Linked DNA regions of Homo sapiens: regions 1, 2, 4, 5, 6 and 7 are each linked to region 3. A link is a contact called in ENCODE Hi-C or POLR2A ChIA-PET data. All regions are on one chromosome and are shown on one strand. Each heading gives the region's core, a stretch centred on a gene start or an enhancer-like site at or near the end of the contact. The rest is flanking DNA. Distances are from core to core; before and after follow the strand shown.

The links. Hi-C counts contacts between places; a loop is a spot of excess contacts on that map. ChIA-PET counts read pairs that join two places held with the same protein, here RNA polymerase II (POLR2A). Pooled maps may share reads with other maps.
Region 1: a loop to region 3 is called in a map of CD4-positive, alpha-beta T cell, with 9 times the contacts of the local background. The contact joins the promoter of TMEM41B here to the promoter of EIF4G2 in region 3. A Hi-C loop is called at or near these places in 1 of 168 maps with a recorded cell type or tissue (CD4-positive, alpha-beta T cell), 1 of 37 single-sample maps with no recorded cell type and 8 of 50 pooled maps. POLR2A ChIA-PET finds 5 or more read pairs at or near these places in 2 of 52 experiments (GM10248 and naive thymus-derived CD8-positive, alpha-beta T cell).
Region 2: a pooled map shows a loop between it and region 3 (14-fold over the local background). The contact joins the promoter of TMEM9B here to the promoter of EIF4G2 in region 3. A Hi-C loop is called at or near these places in 8 of 50 pooled maps. POLR2A ChIA-PET finds 5 or more read pairs at or near these places in 4 of 52 experiments (HepG2, activated B cell, activated CD4-positive, alpha-beta T cell and 1 more).
Region 4: a loop to region 3 is called in a pooled map, with 16 times the contacts of the local background. The contact joins the promoter of IPO7 here to the promoter of EIF4G2 in region 3. A Hi-C loop is called at or near these places in 6 of 50 pooled maps. POLR2A ChIA-PET finds 5 or more read pairs at or near these places in 2 of 52 experiments (T-cell and activated naive CD4-positive, alpha-beta T cell).
Region 5: a pooled map shows a loop between it and region 3 (5-fold over the local background). The contact joins the enhancer-like site here to the promoter of EIF4G2 in region 3. A Hi-C loop is called at or near these places in 1 of 50 pooled maps. POLR2A ChIA-PET finds 5 or more read pairs at or near these places in 3 of 52 experiments (T-cell, activated T-cell and activated naive CD4-positive, alpha-beta T cell).
Region 6: a pooled map shows a loop between it and region 3 (16-fold over the local background). The contact joins the enhancer-like site here to the promoter of EIF4G2 in region 3. A Hi-C loop is called at or near these places in 1 of 168 maps with a recorded cell type or tissue (CD8-positive, alpha-beta T cell) and 8 of 50 pooled maps. POLR2A ChIA-PET finds 5 or more read pairs at or near these places in 3 of 52 experiments (CD4-positive, alpha-beta T cell, activated CD4-positive, alpha-beta T cell and naive thymus-derived CD4-positive, alpha-beta T cell).
Region 7: a pooled map shows a loop between it and region 3 (6-fold over the local background). The contact joins the promoter of AKIP1 here to the promoter of EIF4G2 in region 3. A Hi-C loop is called at or near these places in 6 of 50 pooled maps. POLR2A ChIA-PET finds 5 or more read pairs at or near these places in 2 of 52 experiments (OCI-LY7 and activated T-cell).

Annotation. Positions count from the first base shown.
Region 1 is chr11:9,313,175-9,315,874 of GRCh38, reverse strand. TMEM41B (transmembrane protein 41B) reads left to right here and starts at 1,282. Exons shown (of 7, transcript NM_015012.4): 1 at 1,282-1,554. The coding sequence starts at 1,434. RefSeq lists a silencer at 943-1,292 and enhancers at 1,058-1,573, 1,574-2,091.
Region 2 is chr11:8,963,059-8,965,758 of GRCh38, reverse strand. It overlaps TMEM9B (TMEM9 domain family member B), which reads left to right and starts at 1,317. Exons shown (of 5, transcript NM_020644.3): 1 at 1,317-1,550. The coding sequence starts at 1,446. It overlaps TMEM9B-AS1 (TMEM9B antisense RNA 1), which reads right to left and starts at 1,084. Exons shown (of 5, transcript NR_073431.1): 1 at 611-1,084. RefSeq lists silencers at 1,124-1,623, 1,664-1,853.
Region 3 is chr11:10,807,589-10,810,288 of GRCh38, reverse strand. It overlaps EIF4G2 (eukaryotic translation initiation factor 4 gamma 2), which reads left to right and starts at 1,363. Exons shown (of 22, transcript NM_001418.4): 1 at 1,363-1,584. It overlaps LOC101928053 (a long non-coding RNA gene), which reads right to left and starts at 992. Exons shown (of 3, transcript NR_120540.1): 1 at 923-992; 2 at 368-432. RefSeq lists enhancers at 279-885, 961-1,010, 1,521-1,780, 2,511-2,590 and a silencer at 1,191-1,240.
Region 4 is chr11:9,383,364-9,386,108 of GRCh38, reverse strand. IPO7 (importin 7) reads right to left here and starts at 1,457. Exons shown (of 25, transcript NM_006391.3): 1 at 1,262-1,457. The coding sequence starts at 1,345. RefSeq lists an enhancer at 940-1,455.
Region 5 is chr11:9,363,056-9,365,755 of GRCh38, reverse strand. No RefSeq gene overlaps it. Among named protein-coding and RNA genes, the nearest start is that of IPO7, 20 kb to the left of the region's middle. RefSeq lists enhancers at 509-1,210, 846-2,045 and a silencer at 1,036-1,215. Within about 2 kb of position 1,280, at least 41 of the 41 ENCODE cell types and tissues checked have a DNase peak (open chromatin) inside an H3K27ac peak, as active enhancers do.
Region 6 is chr11:12,234,622-12,237,321 of GRCh38, reverse strand. It overlaps MICAL2 (microtubule associated monooxygenase, calponin and LIM domain containing 2), which reads right to left. Exons shown (of 28, transcript NM_001282663.2): 16 at 1,077-1,145. Among named protein-coding and RNA genes, the nearest start is that of MIR6124, 72 kb to the right of the region's middle. Within about 2 kb of position 1,286, at least 17 of the 41 ENCODE cell types and tissues checked have a DNase peak (open chromatin) inside an H3K27ac peak, as active enhancers do; they include CD4-positive, alpha-beta T cell and CD8-positive, alpha-beta T cell, where a contact is called at or near this core.
Region 7 is chr11:8,909,843-8,912,542 of GRCh38, reverse strand. AKIP1 (A-kinase interacting protein 1) reads right to left here and starts at 1,354. Exons shown (of 6, transcript NM_020642.4): 1 at 1,320-1,354; 2 at 872-1,099; 3 at 10-90. The coding sequence starts at 1,093. It also overlaps a transcript of DENND2B not described here. RefSeq lists enhancers at 1,050-1,139, 1,150-1,219 and a silencer at 1,310-1,589.

The DNA of each region.
Region 1 (2,700 bases), core at 33-2,532, 1.5 Mb after region 3:
TAGTTCACAGAATTAATTGCTTTTAATGACTATGAAGGAAATAAAATGGGAGCCAGAAGTAGGCAAAGGATGTGTACATAAAACAGTTCAATTGAATGGGTTTCCCATAATTTACTTAACCATTTTTATTTAGTGTTGGATTTTTATATTGCTTTTAGTTTTTCACTGTTATACTAATACAGAGGAATTATTTATGTTTATTTTCATGGAATAATTTCCTACAAATGTAATTACTGAATAGAAACAATCAGGATTTTTTTTTTTTTTTTTTGGGACGGAGTCTTGCTTTGTGGTCTATGCTGGAGTGCAGCGGTGCAATTTCTCACCGCAACCTCAGCCTCCGGGGTTCAAGCGATTCTCCTGACTCACACTCTCGAGTAGCTGGGATTACAAGCCATCATGTCCAGCTCATTTTTGTATTTTTAGCAGAGACGGGGTCTCATCTCACCATTTTGGCCAGTCTGGCCTCACACTCCTGGTCTCAAATGATCCGCCCGCCTTGGCCTCCCAAAGTGTTGGGATTACAGGCTTGAGCCACCGCGACCGGCCTCTAAGTTGCTTTCAAGAGGTAACCACGGTGAGTAAGCTGAATGTGCTCTGAGGGGTAGAAGCAGAAAAAGTTACCTGTGGAAAAGGCATGTTTCCGCTTAGCTTAGGGATAAGCTAAATGTAGAGCTGACTTGGGTTTAGTAGTAAGGGGCAGCAGCTAATGCAAAACCGTTAGCTTTGGGAACAGGACAACCTGGATTCTAAGCCCATTTTTGCCATCCTGTGATCTTCACAGGTTGTACGTAGCCCTCTCTGAGCCTTAGTTTCCTGAAATTCAGGTAGGTTTTGCTCAACCTTTGTATTTCCCACCATCTTTTAGATCAAGCACTCTCTGGCGCCTCCAAATTGAAGACAGCAGCTGCGGAATTGATGTAATGGGCTGAATCAGCCTCAGCCGCGAAATGCCGACTAATCACAGGCACCTCCGGCGGCCTGGACAAAAGGTTTGAAGTCCCTGGGACCGCACTTCCGGGTAATTAAGGCTACGCTTTAGACGCCAGGGCCAGCGAGTCGCAGCCGGGTGACTCGAGTGCCGCGACTGCGCATGCTCTCGCCCCAGCGCCCGGCGGCCACCTCTTTCCCGCGGGCGGGCCGGGGCGGGGCACTGAAGGGGGCGGTCCAGGACCCTGACTTGTCTCGCGGTTACTGGGCCGGCGCGAGCACGCGAGGCTCGGGGGCGGCACGGGGCGGGGTTTAGCCTGTGGTGGGCGCTGCGGGTGTTTGCAGGAGGTTGCAGTACTCGCTGGGCTGAGGTCGTCTCGGGTGAGGAGGTCGCGCCGGAAGTGGCTCTAGCCGTGGCGCTTCGGCGTAGTAAGGAGCCTGCAACAGAGTTTTGTTGTTTAGGGGGCGCGGCACCGCACCGCTCCCTTCACCTTGCAGCAGCCATGGCGAAAGGCAGAGTCGCCGAACGATCGCAGTTGGGCGCTCACCACACGACCCCCGTGGGGGACGGGGCAGCGGGGACGCGGGGTCTCGCGGCGCCTGGCAGCAGAGACCACCAGAAGGGTGAGTGGGCCCGGGGAGCAGAGCTGGGGGTGGCCCGAGGCTTCTGTGTGTCGGGTGGGGAAAAGGACCCCCGCTATTCTCGGAGAGTCGCGGGGAAAGAGGGGGGCCTGCTGGCGCCGCGGCGGGAGCAGAGACCGTGGGGGAGTTGGGCTTGGGCGCTCGCGCAGCACAAGGCCGGACGCCGAGTAGGTGCGTTGTAAATGCTGTTTGAGTAGAATTCATTTAAAAGAAGGGATGACACTGGCTTGTTGACGCTCAGGTAGATTGTAAGGTTGATGATAACGACGCTAGGCAGAGCTGGAAGGAGCTGTACTGTGGCATTCGCTGCGTTGTTTTTACAGATGAAGAAACTGAGGCCCAGTGTGGGTATATGACTTATAAAGTCATAAAGCCAGATCAGTGAAGTAGTAGTTAGGAGCGAGGACTTAATACTTCCAGGTGGCAGTACACCTGGGCTTGAGTCCCTGCCCTACTGTTTACTTGGAACCTTGGACTTGGTAACTTTCAAAAAAAGCTCAGTGTCTGAACTGTGAAATGGGGATAATAATAATATCTACTTAATAGGTGGTGCGTGGGTTAAACGAAATAATTCACGTAAAAGATTTAGAGCAATGCTTGGATATGAAGTGGGGGCTAAATAAATATTAGCAATTACTTAGTTACAGCTAAGGTCACTCATTCTAAAGTTTATTTCCCCACTACATCATCCTGACATTTCTCACGGCTTTATTTTTGGTTTTTGTTTTCTCTTTATTCCTACTGCCTCTATAATTGCAGAATCTCACGGCTTTAAATATTGTTTTAAGGAAAAAACTGTACGTAGAAACTAAATACTTTGATTCCGTGTTGGCCTGGAATCGTTCTTTAAATGATTTTAAAGCTCATAAACTTAAAGTGATCCTAACAAGTTTGTCTGTAGCTCACATAGGTGTGTTCCACCACCAGTGATGGCTAGGAGAACTTCTAAGAGTATGTAGTAGAAAATGTTAATGTATTTTCAAATAATTTAAAATGTCTCCAACAGTCTAATTTGGCTCTGTCAGCCTTATGTTTTTGGGTATTTTTCCAGCTTATATACACTGGATCCAGGTGACTTCATATAATTTCAAAAACTGAGAAATGAATCGTTGTTAATGTATAAATCAG
Region 2 (2,700 bases), core at 68-2,567, 1.8 Mb after region 3:
GTGGCTCACGCCTATAATCCCAGCAATTTGGGAGGCCGAGGCGGGCGGATCACAAGGTCAGGAGATCGAGACCATCCTGGCTAACACAGTGAGACCCTGTCTGTACTAAAAATACAAAAAAAAAAAAAGAAAAAGAAAAAGAAAAAAAAAATTAGCCGGGCGGCGTGGTGGCGGGCGCCTGTAGTCCCACCTACTAGGGAGGCTGAGGCAGGAGAATGGCGTCAACCCGGGAGGCGGAGGTTGCAGTGAGCCGAGATCGCGCCACTGCACTCCAGCCCGGGGGACAGAACGAGACTCCGTCTCAAAAAAAACAAAAAAATCTGTTTACAGAGGTAAAAACACGGGTATTACATGGAGCATAATTTGAAATCCATTCCCTCATATTCAGCCAAGAACTACAGGCCCAGAGAAGGGAAGTGATTTGCCAAAGGTCATTCAACAAATCCCTAGGGGCTGTGATGATCCGTGTCCTTGCCATTACCTCCCTTGTCTCCACTAACAAAAATATTTCAATGGGAGAATGTGCCGATCTAAGGCACTCCTAAAGTACTTGCTGAGAATGACAGCCCTGGGGAGACAGGTCGGCAGCCCTGAACAGGCACTGCCTTACCCGGGCGTAGTGCCCCAATTCGCCACCTCTTGGAGTCCTAGGCGGAGGATACTACTGGGGCAGTTGTTTCGCCAATTCCACATCTCCCGGAGCCTGGCCTGGCCCAGCCCAGCCCCGTCGCTGTGACCCACTTCCTAGCTGCAGGCTGGACCAAGGGGAGGCACATGGGGAGCTCCACAGGGAGGCCACGCCCACGAGGGCAGCTCACAGAATTAGAAAGCCGACGGGGTGCTGTGGTCAGGAGGCGCGTGGGCGGCAGGTTAGTACTTAAGGTGCAGAGACCACCCCCAACCCTTTGACTGGCGGTGGGCATCCCGGAAAGGCATGGCTCGGCCAATTCCAGCCCCGTTTCCACGCTCAGCACCCGCCCTGCCTGTGCGCGAACGGCTCCGGCCCGCACGGGTCGCCAGAGGCGACTGTGTGACACTCGGAGTTTGCTGGGGTCTCCGTGGGCGGGAGGACTTTCCAGCGCAATGGCGACTCCCTAAGCCCCGCAGCTTCTGCGCCCGGGAAAGATATCCAAGAGATGCAAAGCTCTACTGGGCCCAGGCTGCCACCCCAGAGGCCCCCTTCCGTCCCGGGGCCGGGGCTAGGCCAAGGCGGGCACCAGGACTGCCCAGCCTCCCGGCCCTTCGCACTGGTAACCGGTTCCGGGGCGGATGCTTTTTGCATCTGACCCGGCGCGCCCGGTGACGCCTTCGCGTCCAGACGGAAGTGCGGGCGGAGGATCCCCAGCCGGGTCCCAAGCCTGTGCCTGAGCCTGAGCCTGAGCCTGAGCCCGAGCCGGGAGCCGGTCGCGGGGGCTCCGGGCTGTGGGACCGCTGGGCCCCCAGCGATGGCGACCCTGTGGGGAGGCCTTCTTCGGCTTGGCTCCTTGCTCAGCCTGTCGTGCCTGGCGCTTTCCGTGCTGCTGCTGGCGCAGCTGTCAGACGCCGCCAAGGTGAGTCCCGCCCAGCCTCGCTCCTGACGGAAGCTCCTCCCCTACCACCGGCCTTGCGGAAACTGGGTCTGCCAACCTGCTCCTTGGCCCATTCCTGACAGCCATACGCCTGGCCTCACAGCTCCGGCAGACCCCCGCCGCCACCAGCCCCGCCCCTCCCGACTGCCCGGCGGCACTCTCGCCCTCAGCCCCGACAGCCTGGCAGGCAGCGCCCCACGGTCGTCCCCAGCCCCGACAGTGCCCACAGTCCGGACAGCAGCCCCCCACCGCCTTAACATTTCCCTTCCCAGCCCCGGCTGCACGCATCTTACACTTGACAACCTTTTCACCTCCGAGAGCCTTTAACTTTCCACCCTAAGCTCTTGACAGCCCACCTGCGCCCTCCGCCAGCCTCACAGGCCCCGCATGCCCCAAGCCAGAATGATAGGAAGCCCCCATCTGACAGAGCCTTCCCTGTCAAGGGCCGACTCAGCTCAGCTCACCCCTGAACACTTCCCTTCCTGTGGTGGGAACTTGCCCCTCCTGGCCTACTTCCCTCCCAATAGGGCCTACGGAGCATCTCTCACCTGCTTCATATTCTCACCTAACTCCCTCCACGAGTCCCTTGGTGCCTTTCTTGCTTTCTCTCTTCCTGATAATTTAGTGGGTAAGGGAAGAACCAAACTGCAAGAGAGGTGAGGTTGTGGCCTCCCTGGTTCGATTTCTTGACCTTCTAGTTCCCTCATACTGTTCTCTGGTGCCCCAGCTCTCCAGACCTGCCCTAGCTCCATGCATACCTGTGCTTCCTCTTTGATGAGCTAGCTCATCATTGGGGGAGAACAGAAGGGATTCACATTAGTATGATGGGAAAACAGAATGACATTGCGTTTTTAAAAATAAGAGCTTTAATTTATAATATCTTTAAATGTAGGAGTGGGGAAAGGTTACAGGCAGGCAAATGTTTTTGATTCAGAGATTCTTTTTGAAACCATCTCTACCTCCTACCAGAAACAGGGACAGCAGCACGTCTCCTGACTTTGAAAACATTGCTGGCACCCTCTGCATATCTTGCCTCATAACTTTATGTATTGTGATCATGTATTTATTTTTCAGTCTCCTTTACTAGGGTGTGTCCTGGTTATGGGCAGAAACCATGTCTTATGCTTATCTG
Region 3 (2,700 bases), core at 114-2,613:
ATGTTGGAATTGTGTTAAAAACCTTCAGAGCCACACCACAGCCTTCTATTACATTTAAATGTCGTAGGAAAAACTGCAATTTTCCGGAAAATTGTATTAAGGACCAGGTGCTCTAATACCAAGAGCTGTTTTGACACATCAAAGGTTAAGTTTGGGTCTTTGAAAATCCTGCCTCTTACTGAACACTTTAAAAGTCATTCATGTTAAAACACACACATTCTTGCCTTTGACTATACACTGTAAAAGTACTACATGTTAAAATGGAGATGGGGACATTTTTGTTGTTTAAGTTTATGGAAGTATGACTCCATTTTAGTATAGCTACAATGTCGCAAACGATGGAATAAGGTACTCATCAATACATTACCTGGTAAGTATAAATAGTTCAACTTGCCGGCTTTGAAAAGCTTAATCCTATTTCTTATGGTGAACCTTAAATAAAATGAAAATACACAACTGACAATGTTTAACGTGCACTTAAACAAACAAAAAACAAAAAAAAACAGGAGCTAGCAATTCGAAATCCTCCAAACACCCGCGGAAGTCTGACACACAGGGTGTTTTCCTCGGTGACCGCCAGCCGGACATTCCTATGGGAAAAGCAGCTTCTTCTGTGCGGTTCGAAGAAAATCAACCCCTTCCTTTCATCACTTTCTCATTCACTCTGCAGGGGGTGGGCCAATAAGGAGCTGAATGAAGCTCCCCTTTGGCATCCGGGCGCACGTCTCGCCTCCTCCCCACTACTTTCTGGGTTCCCTAAGGCTGCCGAAGCCGAGGACCTGGAGCCGGGTAGTGTCCCGGCGCTGCGCCCGGGGGCTCCAGGCCTCAACCCGAAGGGCTCAGCCCCGGGAGAGGCCAGGCACGCGAGGGCAGCCACAGCTCCAAGGGGCGCCAAGAAAAGCAATGCTCACTCGCCACGCACAGGGTTCGGGGGAGGTAAGGGTGCGTTTTCTTCCCATATTCCCGGTGAGAAAACGAGGTCGAGGGAAAAGGGGATGATACAACTGGAGCATGGCATATGGACTCAGTGAACAAAGGGACTGGAGCAAGAAGCAGCAGCCACGCCAACGCAGACTCAAAAGGGCTCTCCGGCTTTACGCACGCAACCCTCATCTCGACAGCGCTCGGCGCCCCTTACGCCACTGGCTCAGCCTCAGAGACTTCGCGAATATGGCTTTGCGCACTGCGGCGGGGCTGCGCCGCAACCGAGCTCAGCCCTGTGGCTCCTCCTCGCTGCCCTGCGCGGATTGGTGGCAGACGGCAACCGGGCCGCTGATTGGGCGGCGAAGGAGCCATTCGGGGAGACTCTGGTGGGTTCGGCTGCCCCAAGAGTGATAAGTTCGGCTTCAGACACGCCTTAGCGCCAGCAGTGAGTCGGAGCTCTATGGAGGTGGCAGCGGGTACCGAGTGGCGGCTGCAGCAGCGACTCCTCTGAGCTGAGTTTGAGGCCGTCCCCGACTCCTTCCTCCCCCTTCCCTCCCCCTTTTTTTTGTTTTCCGTTCCCCTTTCCCCTCCCTTCCCTATCCCCGACGACCGGATCCTGAGGAGGCAGCTGCGGTGGCAGCTGCTGAGTTCTCGGTGAAGGTGAGTTGAGCCGCTGCCGCCGCCGAGTGGAGCGCTCTAAAATGGCCGCCGTCCCTGGTCGCTTCTTCTCGAGTGGTACAAAATGGCGGCCGCAGGCGGAGCCGGGTGGGGCGACCCTTTTTTAGCATTTCCTCTGCGCTTCAGATACCTGGAAAGTCTTGGCTTTTGTTCTCTCTTCCTGTTGCTGACGGAGTAGAAGGAAAACGTCAGTGTTGGCCAGGCCGCCGTGCGGTCATGGCCGGATGGCCGACGCCTGCAGGGACGAGGCCGTGGCGGACCGAGGCACGGCTGTGCTCGGACGGCGAGGGAGCGTGGCTCGGACCGCTAGCGCCGTGGCGGGAGGCACGCGGGCCGGCAGGGAAGGCCAGGCCGTTGGCGCGGGACCAGGGAACCGCAGGCGTCCCGGAGCCTGGCCTCCCGGCGGGGAGGTGTGTAGGACCTGGAGTCGGCAGGGGCTGCCCTTCGTCGGGGAGGAAAGAGAGAGTGATGATTTCTGCCCCTTTTGTCAGCAGAGGAGGCCGTGGCGAGGCGGTTGTCAGTCCCGGGGGGATTTATGGTGCAGGAGGGGGCCCGCTTGGAGGCGGCGGGTGGGCAGGAGGCCGCCTTCCTGCTTGGAGAACAAAGAGCTGGGCGCCGGGCTGGCGGGGGTGGCCTCAGCTGCTCCTCCCCGTCGAGCGACCCGGGCCTCGCGGGGAGGTTGTCGGAAGCACTTCCCTAACTTGCGCCTGGGTGGGAGGAATGCTCCGCTCTTTTGTTCCCAGGAAGGGAAAAACGGGGCGGAGGTTCCTGCTGCCATGTTGTGGCCCTGGTCTTCCGCCTGCAAGTGCTAGTCCTGTACACCCGGCCCCCTCTCGCGCGTCTTTCCACGAGCTCTCCACGGGGAGGAGGCGAAAGGGTGGACAGGGGAAAACTGCTGAAGAGCTTTCGGAGAGACCTCATCTAGTCGCTGGCCTCGTCAAGGCAGTAAAAATTCCTAGGGCAGACATTTTCCACGTGATGTTGCTCGTGTCTGTAGTTAGACTTTTCTATTGATCTCAGTGCTCAGTTTTAAAGATAGTAGAATGTGGCTTTTTCAAAAGATTCGTTCTGAGCCGTTTAAAATGCTCTTGTGTTCTA
Region 4 (2,745 bases), core at 208-2,707, 1.4 Mb after region 3:
TACACTGAAAGTCCAGTTAGTAATATTTCTGCTGTTTCTGGTAAGTCAATATAAACAATGTTTTTAAATTATTTACTTACCAGCTAAAAGACGCATAAAATAGTTGAATTTCTATTTTAAAGTGTGATTTCTTTTTCAGTTAAAAAATGTACACTAAAGTTCAGTAAAGCTGGCAGATTCAGCAGCATGCTGAAGGACAGTTACTAACTGGCAGAAAAGTTACAGCAGCCCTTTTAAGAAGGATTTAAAATACTGATCATTAATACGTAAAAATGCAAAAGTTTAGAAACAAAGAATGACACTGGAGATAGTACAATAAATATTCATGCAATTAAGCTGTTTTCCAAGGAGCGGTCCCCACAAAATATGGGGGAAAAAAAAAACCTTCAGAGAATGCAATATCTGAACTGATAAGGAGCTCAGCATGTTCCAAGGCACTCAGACTTAACATTATCTCACCTGTCTGTCACAGCAACTCTGTGGCGTAATTTTATGAATGGGAAAAACTCAGGATCAAGAGGTTAAGCGACTGGCCCAAGGTCACTCAAGGAATCAATGGTGCAGCTATACCTAGAAGGGTGCACTTCACCTGATCCTTCCCACTACATAAGCCAGCTCCCCGACTGAAGCATTAGGACAGCGGAAAAGCAGGGATCAGACTCTGTGAGTGTCCCGCACTACTCCTATCCTGCCAAGGAGGCGCGGGCTTGCCTTTGAAAGCCTTCCCTAGCAACTCAGCCAGAGAGGAGGAAGTTGTGCCCGAGGCAGGCCACTGATCAGCCCAGCAAAGTGACAAGGATGACAGGCGCAGCCCCCAAAGGACCAGCCGGCATTCCCAGGAGCCCTTCCAAACCCTGCGACGGCGAGACTGGTCTCAGAAACATCTGAAAAACCTCCCAGTAAGTTTCGCCCCCTCCTGGACGTGAGGAACCAGCTGGGAATGAGCCAGAGGTCGGCCAGCCACCCGAGCCAGCCATGTGTCCAACCCGTCACGCCCGCCCCGCCTCAGCCGGCTCCTCATGCCTAGACCGCAGCCAGAGGCCCAGCTCAGGATCCGAAGCAAAGGCAGCCTTGGCTGCAGCCACCACCACCACACCACACCGAGGCGCCCCGGCGTGGAAGTCGCCGTCAGATGTCCGCCCCACCCTCCTGCTGGGACCCTCAACGACGTCGTCCGCGCCTCCGGCCAGGCCCCGGGGGCTCGGCCTGCCACTTCTGCCCACCCGCCTGCCCGCCGCCACCGCTAGCCGGGCGTCCTTACTTCATTGAGCTGGCGCTCCGCGGCCTCACGCAGGGCTGGGTCCATAGTGCCCCGCAGGGCCTCGATAATGGTGTTGGGGTCCATCGCAGCGCGGACTCGGTCAAACCCGGGGCTCGGGTGCTACTGGGCCAGGAATAGCGCCACTCACTGCGCACATGGACCCGCCGCGCTCCGCAGCGGCAACCGGCGCGAAAGGAAAGAGAAGCGCCAAGGCCCCGGATAGAACCTCTTCGCCTCGGCGTGGAGGCGGGAGATGCTCCGGCGACTTCCTGTGGGCGCGCCTGCGGAGCACTTTGGGAGATGTAGTCCACAAACACAGTCCGCAGCCCACGTGGCTGCCTGAGCTGTCGTTCCTACAGACAAGTCTTTCTGTTCAAAAACGAAAAATGTTCAAGTTCCACAAAAAGAAAAGCAAAACAATCAGTTACAAAAGGTTTCACATACTATATCCACAATGTTCATAAAGGGAGTCAGATACAGTGTGTGGTGCAATCGATTGCTAATGGCTGCGTGATTGAAGGAAACTTTCTGAAAAGCAATTTGAGATGTGTTTCTGATAGCCACTAAAATATTTAAACTGCCGGGCGCGGTGGTTCACGCCTGTAATCCCAGCACTTTGGGAGGCCAAGGCGGGCGGATCACGAGATCAGGAGATCGAGAGCATCCTGGCTAACACGGCGAAACCCCGTTTCTACTAAAAATACAAAAAATTAGCCGGGCGTGGTGGCACGCGCCTGTAGTCTCAGCTACTAGGGAGGCTGAGGCAGGAGAATCGCTTGAACCCGGGAAGCGGAGGTTGCAGTGAGCCGAGATCGTGCCATTGCACTCCAGCTTGGGCAACAAGAGCGAAACTCCGTCTCAAAAAAACAAAACGAAACGAAATGTTTAAACTCTGACCCAGTAATTCCACTTATGAGACTTTATCCTAAGGCAATAACACGGAAGATTAAATGAACTTTATGTGTGAAAGGTTTTTATCACATTACGTATTAGTAATTACCAAATACTGAAATCATGGCTTTTTATTGAGTATCCAAATTTTAGTTGGGACTTCATATAAATCACCTCTTAATGCAGAGTAAAAGCATAATCCCTATTAAAATACACCTTCCTGCCAGGCGCGGTGGCTCACACCTGTAATCCCAGCACTTTGGGAGGCCAAGGTGGGCGGATCACAAGGTCAGGAGATTGAGACCATCCTAGCTAACACGGTGAAGCCCCGTCTCTACTAAAAATACAAAAAATTAGCCGGGTGTGGTGGTGGGCGCCTGTAGTCCCAGCTACACTGAGGCAGGAGAATGGCGTGAATCCAGGAGGTGGAGCTTGCAGTGAGCCGAGATCATGCCACTGCACTCCAGCCTGGGTGACAGAGCGAGACTCTATCTCAAAAATAAATAAATAAATAAATAAAAATAAAAGACACCTTCCTAGCCAGGCGTAATCCTCCTGTTGAGGCAGGAGGATTGCTTGAGACCAGAAGTTCA
Region 5 (2,700 bases), core at 31-2,530, 1.4 Mb after region 3:
TCTCTCTTTCTTTCTTCATATGGAGTTTCCCTCTTTCGCCCAGGCTGGGGAGAAGTGGCCCAATTTCGGCTCACTGCAACCTCTGCTCCCGGGTTCAAGCGATTCTCCTGCCTCAGCCTCCCAAGCAGCTGGGATTACAGGCGCCCGCCACCACGCCCAGCTAATTTATATATTTTTAGTAGAGATAGGGGTTTCTCCATGTTCACCAGGCTGATCTCGAACTCCTGACTTCAGGTGATCCACCCGCCTTGGCCTCCCAAAGTGTTAGGATTACAGGCGTGAGCCACCGTGCCCAGCCTGGATTCTTTTTTTTTTTTAATCTTATTTTTTGAGAGGGAGTCTGGCTCTGTTGCTCAGGCTGGAGCGTAGTGGCTGAGCTCGGCTCACTGCAACCTCCGCCTCCCGAGTTCAAGCGATTCTCCTGCCTCAGCCTCCCGAGTAGCTGGAATTACAGGCGCCCACCAGCATGCCCGGCTAATTTTTGTATTTTTAGTAGAGACGGGATTTCGTTATGTTGGCCAGGCTGGTCTGGAACTCCTAACCTCAAGTGATCCGCCCGCCTCTCCTTCCCAAAGTGCTGGGATTACAGGTGTGAGCCACCGCACCCAGCCTCCAAAAGAGGCAATCAGATAACGCATTTATGTTAGTGAGCAGAGGGGTAACTTTGAATAGAATGGGAGACAGGTTTTCCCTACGCAGTTCCCAGCTTGACTTTTCCCTTTAGCTTAGTGATATGGGGGCCCCAAGATATTTTCCTTTGACGAATTCATCTCGGAAACCAAGATTTATTTTCTTTTGGAATTTTAAAAGTTTTGCTCTTGCATTTAAAAAAAACAGTGCGTGTGTGTTTCGCTTTAATTATTATTTGCTGCATTTTGGAACTGAGTCAGGCAAATCATTTTTGTTCCTAGGCAAGTGCCTTTGATCTTCAAAATCTACCCAGTCTTTGGGGCACTGCTGTCTCCTTTCACAAGGTCCTAATTCCCACTGAAACCAGTCTGTAGTATTTGTGGCTTGGGGCCACTTCAAGATTTCAAATTTCAGCCTCAGACTCCAATCCCCGGGCGGGATCCGGGAGACCCAGCCCCGTGCGGCCCCCGCCGAGCTGGCGGGGATTGCAACGTCGGGATCGTGGCGACGCGCGGGGCCCTGGAGCCCAGGCGCGCGGCCCCAGGCGCGTCAGCCCCTCCCCGCCGGCGTCGCTCGCCGTCGCCTGCGGTGACTCAGCTCTTCCGGTCACCGCCGTCACTGGTGGTTCCCGACTGCAGTGAAGGTGCGGACGCCAAGTCACTGCTCAGTAATGCTGGAGCCGCCGGCGTCCCGGGCCTTCTCCAAATGCGCTGCATTCCTGCCCCCACCATGACTCAGCGGCTTCCGCTCCGGCGTCAGCGGCGCTCCGGCCTCCGCCCGCGAGGCCCTGCTGCCTTCCCACTGCCCCACGGGGGCCACAACGCGCCCGCTTCCGCCCTTAGGTGTCCTTCCAAGCCCCTGAAAAGGTTTGGCAGCTTGATAAAGGATCCCTGAACTCCAGTGTTTAGGCCCTGCAAGGCTCTTCTCTGTACATTGAGGAGCTGAGGCCTCCGCACGGGAAAGTATTCCCCACCCCCCAGCGCAAGGAGGAAGTTAGCCTAAGACTAATTGAGGCAACTGAGGCCTCGGACAGCCGCGGGTCCTGAGAGCCCGATGGACCTACTTTGGAAGTTCAACGTTACCGTTTGCAGATGTGTGACACTCCCCTACTCCTACCCCCACTCCTACCCCCACCCACTTAACAGACATGAGGATTATTCCATGCCACCTTGTTGTTGGCATTGCGTAGCACATGGTAGGAACTCAGCAAATCTCAGCTTTTGTTTGTATTTTCTCTTTCTTTCCTTTTTTTTTTTTTTTTTTTTTTTGAGACGGAGTCTCCCTCTGTCACGAGGCTGGCGCGATCTCGGCTCACCGCAACCTCCCCCTCCTGGGTTCCTCCTGGGTTCAAGCGATTCTCCTGCCTCAGCCTCCTGAGTAGCTGGGACTACAGACGCACGACACCACGCCCAGCTGATTTTTGTATTTTTAGTAGAGACAGGATTTCACAATATTGGCTAGGATGGTCTCGATCTCTTGACCTCGTGATCCGCCTGCCTTGGCCTCCCAAAGTGCTGGGATTACAGGCGACAGCCACCGTGCCTGGCCTGTATTTTCTTTGAAATGCCTTTTAGATGTAGTTCTTCCTCTCCATGGACAGAGTCACCTCAGCAACTTCCTAACTGGTTTTGCCACATTCCCATCCAACTTCACACAATGACCGGGTGCATTTTTATGGCACACTGTATTCTGCAAGTCATTCCTCTGTGCAAGAAAATTTAATACTCTGTTGAATTTTGGTTTGAGTGGAAAGTCCTTTCCCTGGTATTTAAAGCGATCCATCATAGTCCGGCTCCCATCCTTCCCATAAATATTTTAGGCCTGCTCTGCATCCTGTATTGTGGTACTCGGATTCCTGCCCTCCAGAGCTCTGGTGAGGGGAGATAAATACATAATCACGTCGTCATTATACTGTGTAATAAGTGCTCTGATCGAAGTGTGAACAGGACAGAGAGCAACTCAGTGTAATAGAGGGGGAAGAAGAAAGGCTTCACAGAGGAATAAATATATGGGGGAGGGAGATGGCTTGATGGTTGTGAGGCATTTACCAGCACTCTGATAGATATTGTA
Region 6 (2,700 bases), core at 37-2,536, 1.4 Mb before region 3:
GCTTCCTGAAGTGCACCTTCAAGAAGCTCTAGGAAAATGTTCAACCCAGGGTGTTTTGAACTCATTGGGTAGAATGGGTTTGTTCATATTTTAAGATGTGAACTGAACTCGTTTTTCTTTGTCAGCGCTTCCCTTTGACCATCACAGATAATGGGTTGAATGGCTGGCTGCTGCTTTCCCCAAGGTGAACCTCATGACTCTATTTATTATAAAGCTCACTGTTGTGAGGGGCAGCAAGTCAGACACGAACAACCATGTCATGCAACTATACAGCAATAAAAACTCTTCGACCATAAACAGTAGAAAAAGTCCCTTCTACCTCCTATCAATCAGATATCAATGTATTATACAGACCGTCCCTCATGCCTCTAAGTCATCATTTTGAGGTCAGCCAGTAGGCTGGCAAAAGCTGGCATCCCACACTTCGCTGACAATATGCATGCTTGTGGAGTTGGAATGGCTTTTTTTGAATGACGTGTATATCTCAGGTCTCTTTTAAAAGCTGCCCAGGGAAGCAAGAACTGACACTCTTTCCCCTTGATCAATTTTTCAGAAGCAGGCAAGAGATTCAGGCTCTCCTTTGACAAAGTAACCTGTAATTTTCTTCTTTCACCAGAAGGTGGCACTTGTGGAGACCACGACATATGCCTTAAAGGCTAAAAGCAAAGGAAACACAAATGGATACAAACGATGATTGGGAGAAAAGTGGGAGTGCTGATGCCTCTTTACTATTTACTGTTAACAGTGGTTGTATATTGATTAACATGTGTCAGATACCATGTTCATCTTATTCATCTTTAAAAGTCCTGCCAAGTTTCATGTATTTCAAGTGTATCATTGCACGTTACAGACATGAACCACATCCTGGGAGGTTGTGTTTCTCAAGGTTACACAGCTAGTAAGTAGTGAAGCGTGATCCAAAACCCCAACTGTTTTTCCATCACGCCAAGCTTGGAACCCAGTGGTTCATGAGAGAGGGAAGGAACAGGGCCAGGCTGCTACCACAGTGAGGCTGCCTGTGGCCACTGGTTGTCAGGAAACGAGCCTCTGTTTAAAGCCACACTGTGTACACAAACCTCGTCCAGGTTGGTGAAGCCCTTCCGTCTCCGTTTGTTCATGTCATTCTCTCCGGTTTGACCATCCACCTGCAATGGCCAAGAAAGCAGGGTGAGCTCTGGGGGCCACCAAGGGCTTCAGTCCCACTAAGATCCCTGAGGGCATAGGGCTGGCTTTGAGCTGGCGCTGAGGATGTGTCCCTGCCCACAAACAGCTGTCAGCCTACAGGCAGGAGTGGTAGTAAATGACTCCGCACTGTGACAAATGCTGTCACAGGGTTTTGTTCAGGCACAGCGGAGAGAACCTCACTCCACCTAGGGAGCCAAGGCTTCGTCAGAAGGGGCTGGAATTACACCCCAAAAGATCTTCATGAAACATCAAAGCAAAAAGAATCCCGGTGACATAGGCAGGGCAGGGATGATCTCCATTGCAAAGTGGCCTTGGGCTCAGAGCAGTTTAATGGTTTGCCCAAGGCCACAGCCAGGTCTGCTGATGCTTTCAGTGTGCTGCCTCATGGAGACCAGCTGGGGTCTCTCTGCACCCAGGGAGCCTCTCTCCTACAAGAAGGTGACCGGGTTCACCTCACATGGACTCTCAGGGCTCAAATGAGCTGCCTAGGGATTTGATGGCAAATCAAGTCTGCAATTCACTCACCATCACAGATCCTAGTAAACAATATTTTATTAACTTCAAATAAGCATTAACTATAGCCTGATGACTAGCGTGACCATACAGCCTAGTTTGTTGGAGGTGGAGGGTAGTTCTGATTTACCGCTTTTTACCCCCAGCCTGATTGTTAACAGTGCCCCCTTCACTCTCAGAAGTCTCCTGGTTTAGATGATACATGACATGGTTGCCCTACTGAGAACGCCTCACAGCCCACTCTCTGCTGCCTGCATCTGGGCATTGAAATCCAGAAAGCCCTGCTCTACCCAAGCCCATTGCATCACCCTGCAAGGGCTCCCAAAGGGCACTCGGCTGTCAGGCTTGTCTCCTCAGGGAATGAGCAGAACTCTGGAGGCCGAGCTGATGCTATGGCTGGAGTGGGAAAGACTGAATTTAGTACCTCCTCCGTACCCCATGGGTAAGCCTACCCTTGTCGCTGGGCTAGGGTCCACCTAGGCTCCCCCATCCTTTTCTGGGGTAAGACCTCTCTGCTACCAGTCTTCAGCCACGGGAGCCTTCTCCAAATGGCTAGTTCTGTCAGAACCAGGGAGCCATGTCCCATTGACCATAGATCGCTTCTGCAGGGAGCCATCTACCCTCTCAGAGGGGGCTTCCATCGCAGGCCCATATTAAATCCTAGCCTTTCTACCATTTTGGATGCAGGGGGAAGTGCTGCAGGCCACCTGCTCACCTCAAACCCAGGCATACAGCCCAATCAGCCCCGTAAATCCTAACCTACCCGATCACAGGAGGATTCTTTTACCTCCTGGTTGTCTGAAACAACAACCCTAGCTACGGGTGCCCCAACACACAACCCAGTACGCATCCCCTCCCTCCAACGGAAAGCATCTGCATCCTCATCTCTTGTCCTCTTCATCATCCCCTGCCCTCTCCCCATATTTACCAGCACCAGATTTTTTTGTTTGTTTTTAAAGACAAGATCAACCACAGTTTAGTCCATTGATATTTGTTCAAAAA
Region 7 (2,700 bases), core at 105-2,604, 1.9 Mb after region 3:
CCAACTTACCCCACACTGACTTGAAGTATAGTCCATGAATTCAGCCATTGTTCTGAAGGAAGCACTAAGGGTTGGGGGTCTCTCTTCTCTCTATTTGAATAAATGGCACGTCACAGGTTAGCTCTAGGATTCCCTACTGGAGAATGAAGCCATTTTGGAAATAGTCTCCTTTTTACTTTTGGAAAGGCTCTGCAAGTTTATGTCAGAAAGAACGATGTTATTGAGAAAGAATTCCAACTCTAAAAGATAGACATGCAATTTATCCAGGATCTAAGAGACAGGCTTGCAGGCTTTCCTCTACTATCAGATGATAGCTGTAAGATTTTTTTTTTTTTTTTTTTTTTGAGACGGAGGTTTCGCTCTTGTTGCCCAGGCTGGAGTGCAATGGCGCGATCTCGGCTCACCGCGACCTCCGCCTCCCGGGTTCAAGCGATTCTCCTGCCTCAGCCTCCCTAGTACCTGGGATTACAGACATGCGCCACCACGCCCGGCTAATTTTGTATTTTTAGTAGAGACGGGATTTCTCCATGTTGGTCAGGCTGCTTTCGAACTCCCGACCTCAGGTGATCCGCCCGCCTCGGCCTCCCAAAGTGCTGGGATTGCAGGCATGAGCCACCGCGCCCGGCTAATTTTTTTTTTTTTTTTTAAGTAACCAACCAGGGCTGAACACTACCGTTATTCTACAGCTACCCAACAAGAATCTGTCAAATGTAAAGCGTTTTGAAAGGACTTTTCCATTCATTGTTCTGATCCTTTCCAGCTTCCGCTAAGGGAAGGTTTCCTCAGCTGCTTCTGCGCTGCGCACCCCTGGCTCCCAGCGGGCTACCGCGGCGCGAAGGACTGGGGCGGCCCCCGGCACAGCGACCCTCACCTCTCCCGGGAGAACGCGCTGCGGGCCGGCTGCCGGCTGTTTCTCTAGGTGGGGCGCCTCCCGGGCAAGGACCCCCATGCAGCCTTTGGGACGCTCCAGGGCATGCCAGTCCACCGCCCTCCTCTTGGCCCTCTCCAGCACTTCTAGAGCCAGCCTTGCTGAACGCTGCAGGGAACGTCGGTCCACCCCATTCAGCGCTGCGGCCGCCAAACAGTTGTCCATGGCTCCCTGAGTGGGCACACAACGTACAAACGCCGGCGGGTCAGCTGGGCCGCGGCGACCCTGCTCCAAATCCGGGTGGGAGCCCCAGCCTCGACCTCCCTGGAGACCACCGCTCCTGGTCCGCCCCCAACGCACACTCCAGCGGGAGCCCAGCCAGGACTAGGCCTAGCGCGCCCGCCCCTTCCATTTTCATCTACCCCTTCCGCTACTTAGGGAGCCCCCTCACCCGGCTCACTCGTCAAGGCGCATGCGCGCAACGCTATTCTAGGAAGAGGGACCAGGCCTAGCGCTCCCGGCGGCGCCGGCGCAGCTGGGCCATTGGCGGAAGGCGGGAGAGGCGGGAGAGGCGGGAGAAGTGGGGGAGGCGGGGCGGCTGGGCGGCCAAACACGCCTTCTGCGTCCCAGCCTTGGCGTCTGCGCGCGAGTTGCCTGGTTAACTGCTGAGCGCTGGAGGCGGGGCGCCGGGCGCTGGGGGCCGGGGGTCGGGGGTCGGGGGCCGGGGGTCGGGGGTCGGGGGCTGGGGGCTGAGGACTGAGTCGAGCCAGCAGCCCAGGGCATCTGTCCACGCTGTCAGAGGAGCCTCTGGGCGTGGGGCTGGCCCTTAGAGGGCTACTGCGCTGCTTAACTTGGTGGGTATAAAGGCAGGTCTCCTGTTGAGCTAAAAAATTATGGGGTACCAGCTAGGTAGGCAACATAGCGAGAACCCGTGTAGACACACACACACACACACACACACACACTAGCCAGGAGTGGTTATGGGGTACCAGCTAGGTAGGCAACATAGCGACAACCCGTGTCCACACACACACACACACACTAGCCAGGAGTGGTTATGGGGTACCAGCTAGGTAGGCAACATAGCGACAACCCGTGTCCACACACACACACAGTAGGAGGAGTGGTGGCGCGCATCTGTAGTCCCAGGTACTCGGGAGGGTCGAGGTGGGAGGATCGCTTGAACCCGGGAAGCGGAGGTTGCAGTGAGACGAGATCGCGCCACTGCACTCCAGCCTGGGCGACAGAGGAAGACTTCGTCTCAAAACAAAAACATCATGGGGAATAAGGCAAGTGCCTCCCGCGCCTCTTTCTGCTTGGTCTACATTTTGGGGTGTCGCTACTCTTGTTTGAGGAGGTGATTAGGCCAAACTGTGTGGCTGCCAAGGTGGCCTTTGGAGAAGGGAACAGCTCGGGATTGAGGCGAGACGGAGGCGGGGCTGTCTGCAGATGTTCCTGGCCCCCGGGGCAGGGGGCGCCTGAGAAGTTGTAGGGTCTCTCATAATCCCTCAGCGCAGCTCTCTCTCCCCTCCAGTGGGAAGTACGGATTCACATATTTTTGGAGACCTGTTCTCTTGGGGTCTGACTCCATCTTTTAGGAAGACTGCACCATGTTTAAGTAAGGAACTGTGAATGCTTACTTAAACCATGTTTAAGTAAGGACCTGTCACTCCACTCCGCTGGTTATTTGGTAGGAGATACAGCCCAGGCTCTCACTGCTAATTAGTGACTCAGCCGCACCACCCAGCGCAAAGCAAAGCGCCGATGCTTAGGAAGGTCCACTTTGAGGGACACGCTCAGTGGGGGTCACTTTAAGGAACACAAATAAATCC